2 separate regions of the Mus musculus genome follow, and region 1 is linked to region 2. The links are chromatin loops, found by intact Hi-C in ENCODE. Cell type or tissue: heart. All regions are shown on one strand. Each heading gives the region's core, and the rest is flanking DNA. Links, peaks and the distances in the headings are about the cores only. Region 1 holds the start of Dlg4 (discs large MAGUK scaffold protein 4). Region 2 holds the start of Pfn1 (profilin 1).

Region 1 (9,315 bases), core at 446-8,445, 630 kb after region 2:
ACATATTGAGTTCAGGACCAGCCAGAACCCTATTTTAACCCTCTTCTGCCCCAAAAGAAAAAGAGGAAGGAAGGTAAGGAGAGAACAGGCATAATAGCCCTTCTCGAAGGCTGAGCTGTGGAGGACTAGCAGTTCTGAATGAGCAGGTCCATTCTGACCACCACACAAGCCGAGGGATAAATGCCCCAGACGATAAACGCCAATAGGAGTTGCCCTGAATTCCCTGCAAGATAAATTAAACAGGAGCAAAACTTGCACCTCCCAAGTTTTGGAGACTGGGGAGAACCAGAGCCCAGTGTCCCTTCATGGTCACCCCACTTAACAGGAAACTTCTAAATCCGAGGAACGGCCAGGCGCACTAAAGAAAATGGAGACGCGAAGGGAGACAAGCATTTATTCTAGACAAGAACCAAAGAAGATCTTTTCTTATGGTGATCCCCATATCTCCCTGTTCCATCCTTATGGTGGGGAGGGACTTACATCTGACACTAAAGAAAAAGGCTTTGGAGACTGGGGGATGACGTGTGGGGACTGAGGACCACAGAATGGAGAACCAGAGTTCTCACAATGTAATGGAAGAGTTAAGGCCTATGGTCAGTCCTCGGAACGTTACAGCCCTCAGGACTCTGCAGGGTAGAACAACTCTGACGCTGCAAACACCGGGCTGGGAGGTCGACCCCTCTCAGTCCTGGATTACAAAGCAGCTGAAACCAAACAGGAAGGAGGACACATCTCTAACCCACTGGTATGCAGGGCCCTGACTAGCAGGCACTCTATGCTACTGGGGCAAGTCTGAACCCCCCATATATTAGGATTTGAAACAAGGACAAGACCTGAGGGTGGGTCACAGATGATGGCCCTGTGGTTCCTCCCCGTACCTTCAAAGCCCCAGCTGCACAGAATGACCTGGAACCGGGGCTTGCACCCCAAAAATACAGGGGTGTGGGTTAAAGTGGATAACAAGAGGTACAACCCACTGCGTCTGTTTTCAAGAAGTTGCGACCCAGAGACCCCACGCCAAGCTGAGGGAAGAGCAACAGCACTTGAAGCTCTTGAGATTGAGGGGTTGGGGTGGGGGGGCGGTCTGGGATGGGGAAGCGGGCCAGATCCCGTACCGCGGCACGTACCACGCAGAGACACATGGAGGCGAATCTGTTCCGAGTCGACATGAAGAAGGGGAGGGGGACTAAGGGGAGGGTATGGGTGGGATAGCAAGGGTGCTGGGTTGGGGAGGGGGAGGGGCCGAGGGGGCGGGGGCTGCGGCGGCCGCGGCGACAGGAGGCTGCGGCCAGGGAAAGGGGGGGCGGCGCCTGCGCAGTACGGGAGAGCGTCATGATGGGAGAGAAGGGTGAGGGGAGACCCTCTTGGCTACCAACTTCTTTCGATTCTATTTCCCTACCGTCTTCTACTTCCCAGGGTATACTCCTGTTTCGACCCCTCTACAGATAATGACACTGGGAAAATTAGCATCTTCTCTCTGGTTCTCAGGGACCCCTTATTTCACCTAATTCGCCACCATCCCGGAAACACTGGCCTTCTATTACAAAACCCACTGGGTATCTCATTAGTACTGTACTCCTAGGGTACAGGGGAGGCAGCAGCATTTCTCTGTATCACTTCCGAGAATCACTAGGGATCTCACAAGCCCCCACCCTAAGCCTTTTTACTGTAAACATCCCATAAGGTTCCGAAGCATCTCTGATAGTGTCCCTGCAGCCCATCCCATAACTAGACACTGCTTCTTCAAGTTTAAAGAACCACGGATTTCGATATGCCCTTTAAATCATTCCTTTAGAAGTTTTATCTGTCCCCCCAGTCCACCACTAATGACCTTATCATTAATGTATTACCCTTGGCTAACACGAACGTCCAAACAAAGCCTCTTCAAATTTGTCTGGAGTTTCCTCATCCAAATCACTAAACTGAATGATACACTGGACCTTCTAAGATACCAACCCCCAAAACCTCACCAGAACCCAATTCTGAGTATTATTTAATCTGCCTTAAAGCAAACCTTCCAAATCCCATCGCAGTTTCTTCAAATTTTTCCAAACCCTTGCCCTATATTAAGAAATATTTTTTCTTTTGCTTAAATTTTTATCACCTTTATTTGTGCGTGTGAGCACACAATTGTGTGTGCTATGGTACTCATGGGGAGGTCAGAGAACAATTTTAGGGGGCTGGTTCTCCTTCTATCACATGAGTTACAAGGATGAAACTAAGGCTCTCGGACTTGACAGGAAATGCCTTTACTCACATCTTGACAGCTCCAGTCTCTCTCTCTCTCTCTCTCTCTCTCTCTCTCTCTCTCTCTCTCTCTCTCTCTCTGTGTGTGTCTCTCTCTCTCTCTCTCTCTCTCTCTCTCTCTCTCTCTCTCTCGGAGGCTGGAGTCTCAATGTAACATAGACTGGTCCCAAACTCTTTATGTAGCTGAGGGTGACTTTGAGAAACTCCTAATTCTCCTGCCTCCACTTCCCAACCTCCACCCTCCAAGTTCTGGGATTACTGGCATGAATTTACTATTCTTTACCCCTCAAATTCTTAAATTACTTATTTTCTGGCTAGTCCCTCTACCCCATCCTTTAACATCCTTTCTCTGATTCTGAGCTACATTTTTGTTGGAAGATTTGCTCCCAATATATCTTCTTTCATCCAAAGGTGTAAAGCAAAGCTTCAGGCTAGCCGTGGTGTTGCATGTCATTAGCACTAGGGAGGCAGAGACAGGCTGGTCTCTGTGAGTTCCAGGCAAGCCAGGCCTACAGAGTGAGAACCTGTCTCAAAATAATAATTTCACCAATGATCTGGACTGCAATTTACAGTAACCCACAAATCTTTCAGAATACCCTAAATTGCTCCATATCACTTCAGTCTTCTATCCTTTCCCTAACTCCTGAACTTGCAAACCTCTCTCCCAGAGAATGTTCACCCCTCTCATGAGGGTTCTCCCCAAATCAGCTGTCTACAGAACATAAAATTCCCACCCAGGGCAAAAGGCGTTAATGGCCTCTATAGCATATCAACCCTGCACTTATCGGCCTCTGTTAGGTAAGCCCCCAAGATAAAACCCCGTCAATGTCCTAGTTTCCTACCTAAATAAAATGCATGGATCCTCAGAAAGAACCAATGCAGAACGGACTTGAACTCATTTTTTTTTTTTTTTTTTTTTTTTTAGTCTAGAAAATACATAGGCCCTGCTTCTCCACCAGTAGGCACTATGGACTATCAAGACCCTCTTTCATCCCTCATTTCCTTTTTCCCTCCATTTTCCGTTTCCCCGTTGCCTGGCAACGCAGCAATCAAGGACTTTGCCGTCGCCTAGCAACTGTCTCCCTGGAACAGAGAGCTGAGGTAGGAGGGTAACTCTGATGAAATCTGAACAGCCCTCCATCTTAGGAAAATTGAGACGTCATATCTCCAACCCACGGATTCTCCTTTCCAAAGACCCCCGCACCCCGCAGTTACTGGGACTACGGCCACACGAACCGGGTCTCCTATCCATACAGGAACCACACCCCGCCCCTCCCGGGTCAGCCCCGCCCTCGACATGGTCTGTCAACCTAGGCCCTCCCCTTTCTGAGGGTTGTTGCCCGCCTCCTCCGATAGAGTAAGCCGACTCCGCCCACTTGCTCCATGAAACCACGCCTCCCTCCGCTTCCCGCCCATTTGCTCCCCCGGCCTCGCCCACACTATCCTTCTGCCACGCCCCTGCCGACCAATGAATGAAGCTATTGGATACATTGCCCCGCCCCCAGTACCTCAGTTTTGCCCAATGAGGACCACCCAGAGGGCTTAACCACTTCGCCTCCAGGGCCCTGGCCAAATGCCCCCTATTTTTCCCCTACTTTTCCCCCCAGCCTCCATTTGTTCTGCTCCGCCCTCCGCCACCCTCGCCCTGCCCTCCAGTCCGCCACGCAACTTCAGTCGTCGCTGGTTACTATGGCAACTGCGGCAGCAGCGCGGGGAGAAGGGGGAGGGACGGGGGCGGAGTGGGAGAAAGCTGCTCAGAGATAGAGATACTGGCAGAGATCTAGGTACCGAATAAGACTCAGTGATAGCTGTAAAGCAGAGTTTCCACAGAGCACAGAGCTGAGCATATATTAAGTATTCAAAAATGTTCCTTAAATTACTGCAGCAATTTATAAATATAGGCAACGAAAGATGGGAGGGCTATCAAACAGACCAGGAGAGCTCGGTGACTACAAAGGCTGAGCACTCCTAATCCCACTCCCCAGCATTTGCGGAGGGCAGAAGCCATGTGCCCCCTGCTGGTTTCTCCTGGGCCACCCTCCACTGGCCTGGATAGAGAGGAACCACAACTCCCAACAGTCCAGTGGACAACCACACGCTACCATTGAAGGATCTAGTACCTCAAGGCCTTATGGGAGTTGGAGTCCCTCCATCCTGAGGCTGACAAGTTTTCTGGCCAATGAATGTGGCAAACCTGGGTCTCCAAACCAGTAAGACCCGAATGCATATGATCCTCTCTACAAGCCTCCTACCTTCAGGGCTGCTCAATCATGTGCTCCATCGAACACACAGGAATTTGGGGCAGAAAAATGAATAAATGCATCCACCCAGAATAGTTAACCAGTGCTGCGGAGCCCCTCACCCTTACTGGATTTCATGTGCTCATGCGTTAGGAGAACCCACATATTCCAATGGGTTTCCTATCTGCACAAAGGTGATGACAAGTTAGGTTGCCAAGGCCAAGGATTAGGCCTAAGGACAAGAGACACAAAGAGCACAGGCAGACACTGACTGAAAGAGGGCCAGAAGAACTGAGGCACAAAAATGTACTGAAAACTACAGGGGATGAGAGAGCCAGCAACCTGGAAGAACGCCCAAAACCCACAGACCAGGAGAAAAACAAGCAGCCCTGTAGATGGGGTGAGGGATACAGAACTAAAGTCTTCAGTCCCCAGTCTCTAATCATGTCCACACGTGCACAATGCATGTGTATACACATGTGTGAGTTTGTGGCAAGGAACATGTGTGTCCTCAGCTTCCTCCCATAAGAAGCTGCAGTTCCCACTAAATATAACCCCCTCCCCAGCCTGTGACTCACACGGACCCCGCCTCCCCCGGCCCCCACTTCCTGTCCCACCCCCCAACCCCCAGCTGCCTGCCACCCGCCCAAGCCTCCCTCCACACACCAGGCATCCAGCTTGCCAGTCCCAGAGTCTGGGAGCAAACGGCCTCAGCTCCTTGGGCTTCCATCCCACTCTTTCCAGGCTCTGATCACAGGGACACCCTTGTACCCGTGTATGGGTTCCAGCCCCCCCAGCCCTGCCCTCTTCCTACACCTTTTTACCCCAGTGGCCTCTTGACCTCACAAGCCTCCTGAGATCCAGGAGTCCTCCCAAGAGTAAGGGTAACATCCCCTGCCCCCCCCCCCCCCCCGCATCTGTTCTTCTGTTCTCTTGACCAGGGCTAGATAAAATGTGGGAGATGGGAATACTGGGCACCTGCCTGGGCTACCCCCAAATTTTGTACCACCCACATGGTCCTCAACTACCTTCTTTCTCTCCTGCTACCCCAAACCTCATCCTTCTTAGGAGATGGCAACCTCAGCTGTTGCAAGCTTCTAGCTCCCAGGGGAGTACCCCACATCCTAATCCCACCTGGTCCATTCTCTCAGGTAAGGCTGTATCAGGCCTCAGGCCTCTGACAACTCCCAGGTCACTCTATTCCACATAATTAAACCCTCAATGTACAATTCCCTCAAAGCAGGAGCATCCCAAACATGTCTAGCACAAGATGTTCTACCACCTGAAGGCCCACCCTTACCTGCTAGTTGACACCGCCATACAAGCCAGACACTCACAACCAGTAACCTTTACCCTCATGCCAAGAGACCCCCCAAAAATTGGTCAGTATCTCAAAATGAGCTTTTTTGCCCAGAAAGGAAGACAACCCTCCCCCCCAGCACACTCACATAGCCCACCTTCCCACATATATGAGCAGAACTCCCATGTGAGGCAGGCAGGCTTCTCCTTAAATAAATTGCCCTCAAAACACTGCTGGTGAACACTAAAGCTCACCAAGCCACCCCAAACACCAGATTCTCCATTTCCTTATAGGTACAAAATGATCACTCCAGGAGGCACCTGTGGCCAAATCCATCCTTTTCTCAGATGTGAACCCCAAAACTAAACTGTGACCCCCTCTAATAGATCTTACTTCTGAGGCTCTCACTCCAGTGCCTGCAGCCCTAGATAAGGCCTACCTAACCCTTCTCCACAAATTCATTACCTACTCCCCCTCCCCACGGCTTCCCCATCATGCTTACCTTGGTTGTCACTATACAGAGACAGTCCATGTTGGGGGGCCTGGCCGCGGCGGCGAGTAGGGGGCTCTGACTTCATTGGAGTTTTGTTCCTCCCCTCGGTGGGTTCTCACCCCTCCCCCCTCCGCACCCCACTTTTGCAGGGGGGGCCAGGATGGGGGGAGGGGTGAGAGGGGAAGGAGAAGGTTGGAGAAGAGAAGGGTAGGGGAGCGTGGAAGGGAGGGGGGACCCTAAAAGGGGCTCCCCAGTGGAGGGGAGGGGGCTTGAGGAGCACACCCCGATTCTCAGGAGGGGTAGGGGCACAGGGGGCTGGCAGCCCCGGAGTTCTGGGGCTGGGGCATGAGCTGGGATGGGGGAGGGGAACTGGATTTCGGGAAGCCCCGGGGTATGCGGGGGTCTTGCCAAACGGCCAGGGGCTAGGGGCCGTGGCGGGGGAGTGGGGTGGGGGGGGTTGGAGATGGCAGCGGCCGATGTAGCCGCGGAGCCGAGGAGGGAAGGGGAGAGAGGAGGAGAGAGGAAGCAGGGGGAGGGAGGGAGGGAGCTAGGAGCCAGAATGGGGGGGGTGCCTTGGCAGTGTTAACTCCTTCACTGCTGGCAGGAACCCGGATAATGGGAAAGGAGCTAGAAGCACAAGCAGAGAGGCCCTACGGCAAACATGGAGACCTGGCTAACCTCGGTGATGACAGCAAAGATGAGGAGGATGGAATTCCTCCTTAGAGGAAAAAAGCCCACAGCTGGGAGGGGAGCATCCCTCCTTGGTTGAGTGCAGGAGGGAGGCCATAGCGTGGGGTAAGGGGTTGAGGGAGGGGCTGGCAGTAGAGAATCTTGGGGACCTAGTTCTCCCCTAGGAGTCACAGGAAGAAGTCTGAAAAGTAATTAAGTATGACCTGGACTTCCTGGTATTGAAATTGGGGCAATGCAAGAAAGGGGAGAAGAAAGGAGAAAGGGCATAGGGCTGGCTGCCCACAGACAGCACTGCTGGTGCCCCAACTCCTCAGTCAGTACTAGGGATCATGTTGCCTGGGCCCCTAAGTCTCAGTTTAGAATTAGAAGAATGTACTCTTGTCCCTCCAGTCCTGCCAGCTCAGGCAGTCAGGAAGCCAGGCACCCACCGTCATCACCTTACCTGACTCTCTGAGATACAAGCCTCATAATAGTCCAGGATGTCTGTCACAGGAACAGAATTAAGTCACCCTCCCAAATCCCGGGGCCCTCTGGCCACCCCTGCTACCCCTGGCTTCTGTGTGTCAAGAGAGGCTCCTCCGGCTAGGATGGATGCTGCTAGGAGGTACAGTGTGATGGCTCTATACAAGCGAGAGCCTGGACTAGATGCTCTGAGTATTTCCAACCAGCCTAGAACCTGTAATGCTTGACCCCATACCACAGGCCAGCCCTGTCCACTGTGGCCCCTCAGAACACCAGCCTTACTCACCCAGCAAGGCCTGGAAGAGATCACTGTGCAGCACTGTGAGGAGGGGAGGTGCCCACCGCAGTAGTGGGGGGGCCAGTAGCCAGAGGGCTGACCTGGGAGCTGGTAAAAAAGCAAGTGACAAAGGATCGAGACCAAGCCACTTACCCACTTAGTCATCTAAGGTTTCCCAGCCTTTGTCTTCTTTTTCCAGACACCATGGATAGATTCAGGAAGAGAAGGAGCCCCTGGGCCCCCATCCCAGATCCAGATCACCCCCTCAAAGACCCGGGTTGGTTTTTTTTTTTCACCTCTTGGTCTCTGGGACATCTCTCTTCTCTCGATTTAATCTCCCTAATCCGCCAAGATTGAAGTTGAGCTGCCTTCAGCCTACGCAGTTGTAGCTAGTAAAGTGGACAATCGGTCTAGATTCCATTCTTCCCCAGGTCACCAGGTAACACTTTGCTCCGCATAGTGTACCTTCCCAAATGCCAGGCATAATTTAGCTGCTTTTCTGTGAGTGGGAAAGAGGATTTTATCTAAGGCAGTCCCAGCAACCCAGAGTTAAGCTCTTTTTCTCCCCAGGCCTGACCATACTGAGAAGGGGTCGGGGGCAGTGACATGGCTCACTGAGTAAAGGAACTCACTGCCAAGCCTGTCATCAGGGACCCACATAAATGTGGAGAGAACTATTGGAAGTTGTCTTCTGATAAGGGCTTATGTGAGTGCACACTCGCATAAGCAGACTTTTAGATGAGGTTCAAGACAGCTCAGCAATCAGAGCATGCGTTGCTCTTAGGCAGAGGACTTGTGTTCAGTCTCCAGTGTCCACATACATGGCAGTGTACAGCTAACTGTATGTAATTCCAGTTGCAGGTGATCTAATGCCTTCTTCTGACCTTGGTGGGATATATATATATATATATATATATATATATATATACACACAAAACACTCATATATATAAAAATTTTAAAATAAACCTTTAAAGCCTAAAAAAAAAAAAAAAAAAGGGAGGGCTGGAGAGATGTCTCAGGGGTTAAAAGCACTGACTGCTCTTCCAGAGGCCCTGAGTTCAATACCCAGCAACCACATTGTGGCTCACAGCCATCTATAATGGGATCCGATGCCCTCTTCTGATGTGTCTGAGGACAGCTACAGTGTACTCACATACATAAATTAAAAAACAAACAAACAAAAAAACTAGCCTGGCAGTGGTGGCGCACACCTTTAATCCCAGTACTTGGGAAGGAGAGGCAGGCAGATTTCTGAGTTCAAGACCAGTCTTGTTTACAGAGTAAGTTCCAGGACAGTCAGGGCTACACAGAGAAACCCTGTCTCAGAAAAACAAACCACCACCAACAACAACAAAAACCATACAACACACACACGATGCATTTTGCTCTTCCAGAGGACCTTAGTTCTGTTCTCAGCAACCACGTCGGGAGACTCACAACTTCCCTCCAGCTCCACAGCTTCTGGTCTCTGTATCTATAGGCACTGCACCCATGTGCACACGCTAATATACAGACACACAGAGACACACATAAAGTTCTTTTTTAAAAAAAAGTATTCATTTCCTAAGACTTATGTATTTGGAGTCTTCACTCTAGCAGGGTCT
Region 2 (9,315 bases), core at 568-8,567:
CCAAAGGGGAAGGAGCTATGGTGGACACACTCTCAACACGTGCAACTTGGTCACCGAGGAAGGAAGAAGGCTTCATCAAGTCTCTCAACCTTAGCCTAGGGGGAAGGCTTTGCCATTCCTCCAAGGGTCTGAGGCCCTGGGGCCTTTGACAAGGCTGGCTCATGGCACAGCACACATTCACCCAGGACTTTGCACACTTGGGGCTCTTTCTGCAAAATTCAAGGGGCTACTATTAAGAGGGCAATGTTTCAAGTAGTCTCAGAGAATACAAAGATGTACTGAGAGCTTTGCCCTGAAGACGCTTTCAAATCTGACTGACTGCGAAAGTGAGACAGGAGACGGAATGAGCTCTGGACAGGAATGGCCTGAGCCTGGAAGGGACCTGGCGAGGGACGGAAGCCTCAGAGGCTTAGCTTTAGATGGTGGGAACGAAGGAGGGACTGGGGCACAGTAGGAAAGATTTCATTTCAGGAAATGCTTCTTTGGAAAGCAGGATCTGAAAAGGTAGATTTTCTGGGGGTGGGGGTGGGGGCTGCTGAAACATTCCTAGCTAGGGAGGGGCAGCTGTCCTAGAGCTTCAGCACAGCCACACTCACAGGCACAGGGAGTACGAGGTCGGGATTGCCTGCAAGATCTGCGATGTGTCGGTAGAGAGGGACCCCTTTCTCAGCTGCTCCAGCCTTGCAGACAGCCAGGGACACACCCAGGATGGCGTTGGCCCCAAACTTGGCTAGAGGGAGGCAAGCGGGGAGAAAGCATGAGGACTCTTACAGGTTTGGGGCTTAAGTCCTTGGATATTTCCTCTGGTCACCCCCGGAAGAAGATTCCTAGACCACTCAACATTAAGAGTTTGTTAACTCATCTCTCTTTCCTGGCCTGTGGCTCTCTGGGAGTTCACCCCCTCATCCCTGGGCCAAGAGTTTCACATGTGTCTTCTGCCAGGCCTCAGGAAATGCCTGTGGGATGAATAAAAGGCTACCCAGTTACGGTGTGCCCCAAGATGTGGGACAGAAAGAGCCCGGGCAGCTGTCAGTGGTTTCTCTTCCACCCTCGCTGTACCCCACACCCTTCCCACCTCTGGCACCTCACTCACACTTATTCTCGGTCCCGTCCAGCTCAATCATGAACTTGTCAACTTTTTCTTGATCCACAACACTTAGTTTCTGGAAGAGGCAGAGGTGGGATTTCTCAGGACTCAGTCAGGTAATGTGCAGGATGAAGGATAAGTGAGAATGCTCAGAGTGGGGCTACCTGAGGGAAGGCACGGGGTCACAGGGAGGAGGGAAGGGGGAGCTGGCTCCTCCACTTGCCTTTTCCAGCAGAGCAGGACCTAGAGTCTTGTTGATGTGTTCCACAGCCTTCAGCACTCCTGGAGGCCAGAGAATGGGGTTCAGATTTCTAAGCGGGTTAGGCCCTTGGCTTTGAGTTCCAGTCCCCTATCCCTGTCCTGAGTCAGCCCACACGGGCTCCTTCCGTGCTGGGTTAGTCTTGGCTCACCTTTCCCCAGGTATCGTGCTTTGTCTCCATCTCGGAGTTCCAGTGCTTCATAGATACCCGTGGAAGCTCCACTGGGCACAGCTGCTCGGAATCGACCTGGGGGGAGGAACTGCAGATCAGAAGGAGTCCACCCACAAAGGCCTGGGGTCACCTCCCCTGGACCCAAGAATAGGAGTAAATACAGAGAAACCCCTGCTTCCCCCAGCCTTGGAGCCAGGAAGAGAAGGGGGGAGGGGAGGGAATCTCTGATGAAGGACAGGACGAGGTTGAGGGTTTTCTGAGGCAAAACAAGCCTGTGTTACCCTTGGCTGTGTGCAGGTCCACCTCCACCGTGGGGTTGCCCCTGGAGTCCAGGATTTCCCGGGCGAAGATTTTTTGCATGGCCATGGCTGCACCACAGGAGATGTGAGTGAGCAAGAGTGGACAGTTGATCCCTTAAGGAACTAGAAATCCCTTGCCCTTTTAAGAGTCTTCTCCACCCGAAGAAGGCAGGTGCTGGAGCTAAAAATACCCCATAAAAAGGTCACAGACCAAAGAGGAAGGCAGACTGGTCCCTTCCCCCCCACTCAGAACAGCTCTTGTTCCACCCTTCCAATCAAGAGAATCGAGGGTTCATAACTTTATAACTCCCAAGATGACACCACTCCCTGAACACCTCACGGAGCTTACACCTTCTTGCACTTTATGATTAAGTACTCTGCTTGCTACATCTTCCTCCCCCTCAAACCTATCTGGTTCCCATTGTCCCATTCCCAAGTCCTCCTAGACCCCAGGCTCTCTGCCTGGCTCAACTGTATTTTATCTACTTTCCCATTCTTCAGAGCCTTCTTTCCTGTATCTGTCAGTAACCCTCAGTATTTTAATTCTGCTTCCTCCAACCAGACCTCTCTCAAGTACCCTCAGTCCTAGGAAGAAAAAAAAGCCCAAATTCTCCTCACTTTTTCCAAGCCAGCACCACCCCACTCCTGCACACCATGTAACCTTTTACCAAACCTGGAAAGCCTTCCTTGGAACTTTGAGTGGAGTGTCTCCTCTAGGTAGCAGCTGGGACAGTGTCAGTTCACCCCCTCTCAGACTGGGCATTTATCTCCAAGCCACCCTGTCCCCCAGCCAGCCCCGCCTCTCTCATTCCATCCTCCTCCCCTCCACAGGCAGGCAGCCAAGTGCCCACTGCAGCCCGAAGCAAAAGCTCCTGACCTGGGGCCCTGGGGCGTGTACCCCCTTCTCAAAAGCTACTGACTGTCCCTATGCATTCTCTTTCTGTCCCCCAATAAAAGTCTCTACTTTGAGGTTCACTCTTTGGGAAAGCTGGAGAGAGGTTTCTGATGGGAGGGTCTTTCCCCTCAAACTTACATTCCACTCTTGCAAAGGTTAAAGAGGAACCAGTGCCCTTTTAGAAAGGCCAGGGGTAACCTGAGCCCTGCAGGCTGAGGAGGGGGCCTAGGAAGGGGGCTGCAAGACTGACACGTGCTCCACTCACTCGGAGGCAGGCGGTGCAGGCCACACAGTTGGGGGAAGGCATCAGTGATGCTGAGCAAGCTCTGTGGTCTAAAGTCGACACCCCTCGACCAAAGAAGGCCTGCGCTTTCACCTCTCAGGGTCCTCAGAACAGCCATTCCGGCACCACTCCACCCTATCCTCTCTTGGCCAGTGATGAGCGATGAGAGGCCAGGAGACGAATATAGACCAGCACTGAGCGCTGGCCTGGCGCCCGAAAGATACTGCTGGGACAGCATTTATGTTCCTGCGTGAAGCCTAAGTGGTCAGGAGCCCTTTTCCCCACCGACTGTGGGCGCTTCAGCGCTCAATCCTTGCCTATCAAAGAATGGTGTTATATCACGAATGGAAAAAACAAAACAAAACCATGAATGGACGTGAAAAGGGGATGACCCTTTGTAAGCTCTTGGACGCCTGTGGCCACTCTGTCCATCCATTTGCAGCACCGCAGGAAGTGAATCTCTGCACTCGGTAACTCTCTCCGCCTTAGCAGGTCTAGGGGTCTAGGGCTAGTGTGGGGTCTGCTCCGCGTTTTGTGGGAGCCTGGCGGGCCGGCTGGTTTCCCAGGGCGCCTCATCTTTTCACTCGCCGGCGCTGGAGCTGGTGACTCACGCGGCGGCCGGCTCTCGAGCGCTCCTCCCCGTCGGCCCTCCCCACGGGGTCGCCCTCCTTGCCTCCACCCTAGGGTCCCCACCTGTCGTGGCGTCCCTGTCCCGCCCCTCCTCTCTTATCTCCTGCCGCTCCCTGCGGGATTTTTCCACCCCCGGGCAGGAGGCGCGCAGATCAGAGGTCAAGGGATGGCGGGCGCAGGCCGCCACGTGCCCCAGCGCGGCCCCGCCCGTGACTCAGCCACGCGGCTGTCGAAGAACCTCGGCTGGGGGGCGTGGGGAGCCAGAATTTGGGGATGAACGTCAGGGAACCCAACCCGGCTCCAAAAGGCAGCGAACCAAGTACTTCCACTGGGAGAGGCTGCACACCCTGGCGCCCCTCCTCCGAGGGACCGGAAGCGGCCGAGCCCCTCGGAGGCCAGGGTCCCGGGTGACTCCTTTACTCCCTCCAGCCTCAGTGGCCTGCCATTCGCCCCTAGACCTGCTCGGCGGCGAGTGAGCTGACCGCACATAAATACTTAGCAAAAGTTTTTCTGGAAAAGAAGAAAGCCCCAGTGCGTCCAAAGTAGAGGGGACTTTCCTCTTCTTATAAAAGTTGTCATCCTTGGTACTTTAGTATTCTTCCGCCTTGAAAAATGAGTCCCGTCGTGTCACCCGGGTGGCGCCCCTATTCAGTGACCTCTGTAGACAGGGTTCAGGCATGGGGCGAGGCTGAGCTGGAGCGGATCCAGCGAAGGGAATGATTCCTCGGGAATCTAGGGACGCGCTCGAATGAACCCAACGTGTGCGCTGTACATGGCAGACGGTTGGGACAGGTGCCCTGGTTGGAGAGACCTTTAGTACTGAAAATGACTAGAGTATTATATCGATTTCACTTTTGCTCCCTTATCGTTTAGATAAATGTGGAGAAGGCAGCAGGGCCCAACCCGGGGCGTCTGCCCGTCCCGACTGCTGGGGACGCGTCTTCCCTCCTCGGATGGTCCAAATGTGTCCCGCCAGGCGCGCGCTCACGCAGCCAAGCCGCTAGCCCCAACCGCCCCACGCGCTGGCTTCTCACTGCCCCGGCGCAGGCGCGGGCGCACGCGCCGCCGCCCGCCGTTCCTTCCCTCCCGCGGAGGTGGGGGTTGGGGGGTGGAGGAATGATTCGGTTTAACCCTGGGTTCCCCGAACCCACTTCAACTTGCTCAACCTTACTAATTTTCTTTTTTTTTTTTTTTTCTTTTTCTTTCCCTGCTTCCTCTGGCTTCCTCCTTCTATAGCCAAGTGGTATTCAGGATGAATCGGAGCGAGCCCTAACCTTAACCTCTCCTGCCACCACCACTCTATATAGCCTTTGGCGTGGCTTTCCATCGAACTCGGCAAATTTTGCAAAGTGGGGGGAGGGTTTTTTAAAAATTGCATTTGCAAAAGTTCGCTATCTGGCCCGGCGGGGGGGGGGGGAGGATGGAGGGAGGGAATGGGGCGCAGGCCCCGCCCCGCCGCCCTTTGCAAATAAAAATCTAGAGGGGGGGGGGAGGAGCAGGAAGTGGCGGTGCGAGGGCTGCTGCACAGCTAACAGAGCCGCGTTCCGGACGGCAGCGCGTGCCCCGAGCTCTCTGCCTTCCCCCGCCCGCCAGCCCGAGCCCGAGCCCGCGATCCCAGCAACAGCCCGCAGAGCAGCCCCAGCAGCAGCGCCATGGCCGGGTGGAACGCCTACATCGACAGCCTTATGGCGGACGGGACCTGTCAGGACGCGGCCATCGTAGGCTACAAGGACTCGCCCTCCGTCTGGGCCGCCGTCCCCGGGAAGACCTTCGTTAGCATTACGGTACTGCGAGGCTCGTGCGGTCCCGAGCAGTGACCGGCCTTAGACCCTCTGGGGGACTGGGGTGGGGGCGGGCGCAGGCGAGCGAGGGCAGCGGGAGGCCGTGATCCGGTCCTCTCCCATCGGCGGGGCGAATGGCGGCTGCGTGAGACTGGCTCCCTCTGTGGTTCCCCGGGCTCTACGCCCCTCGGCGGCGGCGCCCATCTCGCCCGCCGCCCCGCTTTCTGCGACCGGGCGTTACATCCGGGGCCCAGGGCGGGGAGGGGCGCGGCGGCCGGTGCGGCGGCCCACTTCCGCCTCCTCCAGGGCGGGGCGGGCACGCGCTGCAGTTTTAGCCCGGGATTATGATTGATAAGGGGCTCCGGAGCCTGGACTCCCCTTCGGGCCGAATGCTCGCTCTCCCTCCACCATTGTTCCCCCTGACGCTGATGGGAGCGCCAGGCGCGTGGCCTTGGGCCCGGGCCGGACCTCGGTAGCCACCCTGCCCCTCCCAGCTCCGTTAGAGAGGGCGAGGCCGCCACACACACACACACCCCCCAAGTCGGCACGTTAGCCTCAACATTCCTGGGAGGCCGATTCCGGAAGTCCCCTCGCCCTCCCTTCCCGCCATCCGCCCGGGCCCGGCGTAGGGGAACTTTGTGAGAAGTTCTGAGACGGTAAAAGTGAAGGAATAAGGTTGCTGCTGTCCCTACCACCACCTTCCCTGACCACACTGCCCGGAAGTGGGGAGGGGGAGCGGAAGTTCGAATGGGGGGAGGGGATTTCCGGGCGGGAGGGTACCGGATATAGGGGTTTGGGGGTTTAAGGGGGAGAAGGAGAAAGGTTCTCTGGGATGTCTAGACTCACACACAGACTAGTCTCCTGCCCTAATAAACTTTTTGAACTTAATTAGAGAGCCCCCGGGGTCAGCTTCCTTATCTTGGGGCATAGCTACCTGGACCCAAACTCCAGGTTACCCGGAGACCCAGGCGTCCGGGCTCCTAACAACGCCTGCAGAACCTTTGACCAAATAAGGACAAAGTTACTTCTCCTCCCTTCCTACCCCCTCCCTTCCCCTCTTTGCTTCTGCTTTTCCTGAAGGGCTGTTCTGAGCATCCAAAGGCTCCCCCTCGATCATTGATCGATTTCTGGTACCCAGCATTTGCTTTCCCTATTAAGCATGAACATCTAAGACTTCAGAGGAATACTTTTTCCTCCTTGACCCATTTACCAGACTTTAGGACCATGATCGGTCTCTGCAATACCCACAGTACTGGGTTTTCCCCCCAACTTTTGGTGGTGTGGATGAAGCACCCTCAACTCCAGCTCCACAGTACATAAGAGGACAAGTTATGCAGGTGCACTAACTTAATGAGGTGATTAATTCTTTTAGCCAGCTGAGGTTGGTGTCCTGGTAGGCAAAGACCGGTCAAGTTTTTTCGTCAATGGGCTGACACTTGGGGGCCAGAAATGTTCTGTGATCCGGGACTCACTGCTGCAAGACGGGGAATTTACAATGGATCTTCGTACCAAGAGCACCGGAGGAGCCCCCACCTTCAATGTCACTGTCACCATGACTGCCAAGAGTGAGTTTGACTGATTCTCTAGCTTTGAAATCCTTTTGTTAGTCACTTTATGTGTCCTCAGTGTCAAGGCTGCATAACAGTATTTACTCTGCTGGTTATGGGAACCGTGGATGGTCCTTTGGGTTCTGACTCTGGCTCCCCAGCTTGTAAAGAAACTAAAACTTATATTACCTCTTAAGTCCCTTCTTGCTTTGAGCTTTTTTGAGATTAGTTTGCTTAGGGCAGTTGGGATCTTAAGTCAGCATTTGGCTCTAATCTCCAGTTCTGTAAAGACTTGAGAGGTAGGAAGCGCATCACAGCCGTTCCTAGCCACCTACAGCCTGGAAGTTTAGGACCTCTAAATTTTGCCTTTTTCTTTACTACTCTTAAAGCTCTTTTTTTTTTTTCCTTCTTTGAAAAGCTCTATTGTTTTAGGATGACTGACAGCCTGCCTGTGTATAAGGGGGGGAGGGCTGGTTAGGAGGGCTGAGGTTAGGTTACAACCCCCGGGGCCAGACAGCTGCTGAACAGCTGGCAGGGTTGAATTGTGACACCTGGGTCCTAGCTTCCTTTTTCTTTCCTCCAGCGCTAGTCCTGCTGATGGGCAAAGAAGGTGTCCACGGTGGTTTGATCAACAAGAAATGTTATGAAATGGCCTCTCACCTGCGGCGTTCCCAGTACTGACCTCATCTGTCCCTTCCCCCCACCGTTCCCTTTGGCTTTTGCACCCCCTTCTTTCCATACACACACATACCATTATTTTTTGGGCCATTACCCCATTTCCCTTATTGCTGCCAAAACCACATGGGCTGGGGGCTGGGGCTGGATGGACAGACACCTCCCCCTACCCATACCCCCTCCTGTGTGTGTTTGGAAAATTTTTGTTTTTGGGTTTCATTTTTTGTTTTTTGGTCTTTTTTTTTTTTTTTTTTTTCTGAATAAAAAAAGATTCTACTAACAAGGACCTGTGTTGGTTTGCACTTGGCATTAGTTGGGAGACAAGCACAGTGACCCACCTCAATTAGGTACCTGCTTCTTGGCTGTGTCCAGAATGAACTCTTATTTCCAGTCTTATTTCCTTTTCTAAGCCCCAAGGACTAAACTAAGTAGGCATTCTTCTGTGTACTTAGTCATGTGACCTAGGCCCCTCTATAGTGGTATTTCCATTTTCAGGTCCAGTTGAATTAGTATGTAATGGAACATAGCCATCCAGACCAGAGAATGGGTCCAAGCCTGCGGGTGAGGCAGGGCCACTTGAGTCATCCTGTGTAGGTGGGGCTCCCCTCCCTGAGTCATAGCAAATGCAGCTAGGGCTCTCCCCGACAAGTTCATCCTATGAGGTGATTATTTTTCCAGAATTTCACCTGTGTAAAGATGATCTTAACCTTTTTTTTTCATCCACAAAAAAAAACCAATTTTATTAATCCAAGAAATGAAAACCATGTCCCTATGGCTTCTAGCCCCCTCAAAAGGATGAGGCTGGGTTCATGAACCTGGGGTAGAATGTCCCCTATCCCTCACCCTCAGCTTATTAGACTGGAAAAAGAGTTTGTGCAAATAGGACGGTCACCAGAGGTACCAAGTATGGGGGTGTCAGGCCAGGGCAGCAGATGAAGGAGGTGAGGGATCTGTGGAGGGCCCAGGGAAGACCAGGGGAGCAGGGGCTAGGGATCCAAAGGAGGTGGGAAGAGTAGGGCTAGAGCCCAGGAGTGGGGTCCATTCTGAAGCAGGTTGGTCCCTTGGCTCCCCTTCATCGCCTTCCTCTTGCTCTTGAGTTTCTTCTTCCTGCTCCTCATCGCCAGGACCCCGATGTACAGGCTGTTTGCAGATGGGGCAGGTCTTGCGGGTCTGAGTGAGCCAGGGGTCCACACAGCGACTGTGATAAGCTGTGGAGTGGTTTATATGAAAGGCTGGTCTCTGCAGGTTGGGCAGGAACACAGACACAGGCACATGTGGGCCTTACCATGAGCACAGGGAAGTACTCGAAGCTTGTCCCCATCCTCATATTCATCCAGACAGATGGCACAGACGTCATATTCATCTCCTGGGAAAGGAAAGGATTCACTCAACTATTGGCAGTCACGCCCAAGAAAACTCACTGTACAAGTCTTATTGCCCCGTTTTCTACCAAGCCAGTGCAAACTTAGGGCACCACATAAAATCTTGGGGCTAGAGGGGACAAGCAGAGATAAGGGAAGTGAGTTGGGGGGGGGTAGGAGGGGAAAGCAGAACTGGGAGGGGCGAGGCGTTTGCTATAGCCTTATATGGTACTGGAGGCTCCAAGTCTAGATAACCCAACCCCTCACCTGCTTGCTTTGAGTTCTTCTGGCTCTTACACCTCTTACACCCCACACACAAAGTCAAG

What was found. Peaks named below come from ENCODE experiments on the same cell type or tissue, not always from the same donor. Only the 100,000 strongest peaks of a DNase experiment are listed, where the experiment ranks them.
Region 1: a loop joins it to region 2, with 2.5 times the contacts of the local background. A loop is called at or near these places in 2 of 42 quality-filtered maps.

What each region holds. Positions count from the first base shown.
Region 1 is chr11:70,015,924-70,025,238 of GRCm38, reverse strand. It overlaps Dlg4 (discs large MAGUK scaffold protein 4), which reads right to left and starts at 8,036. Exons shown (of 22, transcript NM_001370675.1): 1 at 8,006-8,036; 2 at 7,719-7,817; 3 at 7,413-7,453. The coding sequence starts at 8,024. In heart, for the core only: a CTCF peak has its summit at 4,270 (motif pointing left); DNase peaks (open chromatin) are centred at 3,588, 4,338, 5,658, 6,678 and 5 weaker places; H3K4me3 peaks cover 5,521 bases; H3K27ac peaks cover 5,697 bases.
Region 2 is chr11:70,650,443-70,659,757 of GRCm38, reverse strand. Rnf167 (ring finger protein 167) reads right to left here. Exons shown (of 9, transcript NM_027445.3): 8 at 8,914-8,994; 9 at 8,337-8,836. The coding sequence ends at 8,544. Pfn1 (profilin 1) reads left to right here and starts at 5,108. Exons shown (of 3, transcript NM_011072.4): 1 at 5,108-5,409; 2 at 6,779-6,971; 3 at 7,537-7,911. The coding sequence starts at 5,278. The coding sequence ends at 7,634. It overlaps Eno3 (enolase 3, beta muscle), which reads right to left and starts at 2,582. Exons shown (of 12, transcript NM_001136062.2): 1 at 2,491-2,582; 2 at 1,800-1,886; 3 at 1,498-1,593; 4 at 1,311-1,369; 5 at 1,094-1,163; 6 at 597-730. The coding sequence starts at 1,884. In heart, for the core only: no CTCF peak of the experiment used is centred there; DNase peaks (open chromatin) are centred at 3,187, 3,837, 4,617, 5,637 and 6 weaker places; H3K4me3 peaks cover 7,787 bases; H3K27ac peaks cover 6,738 bases.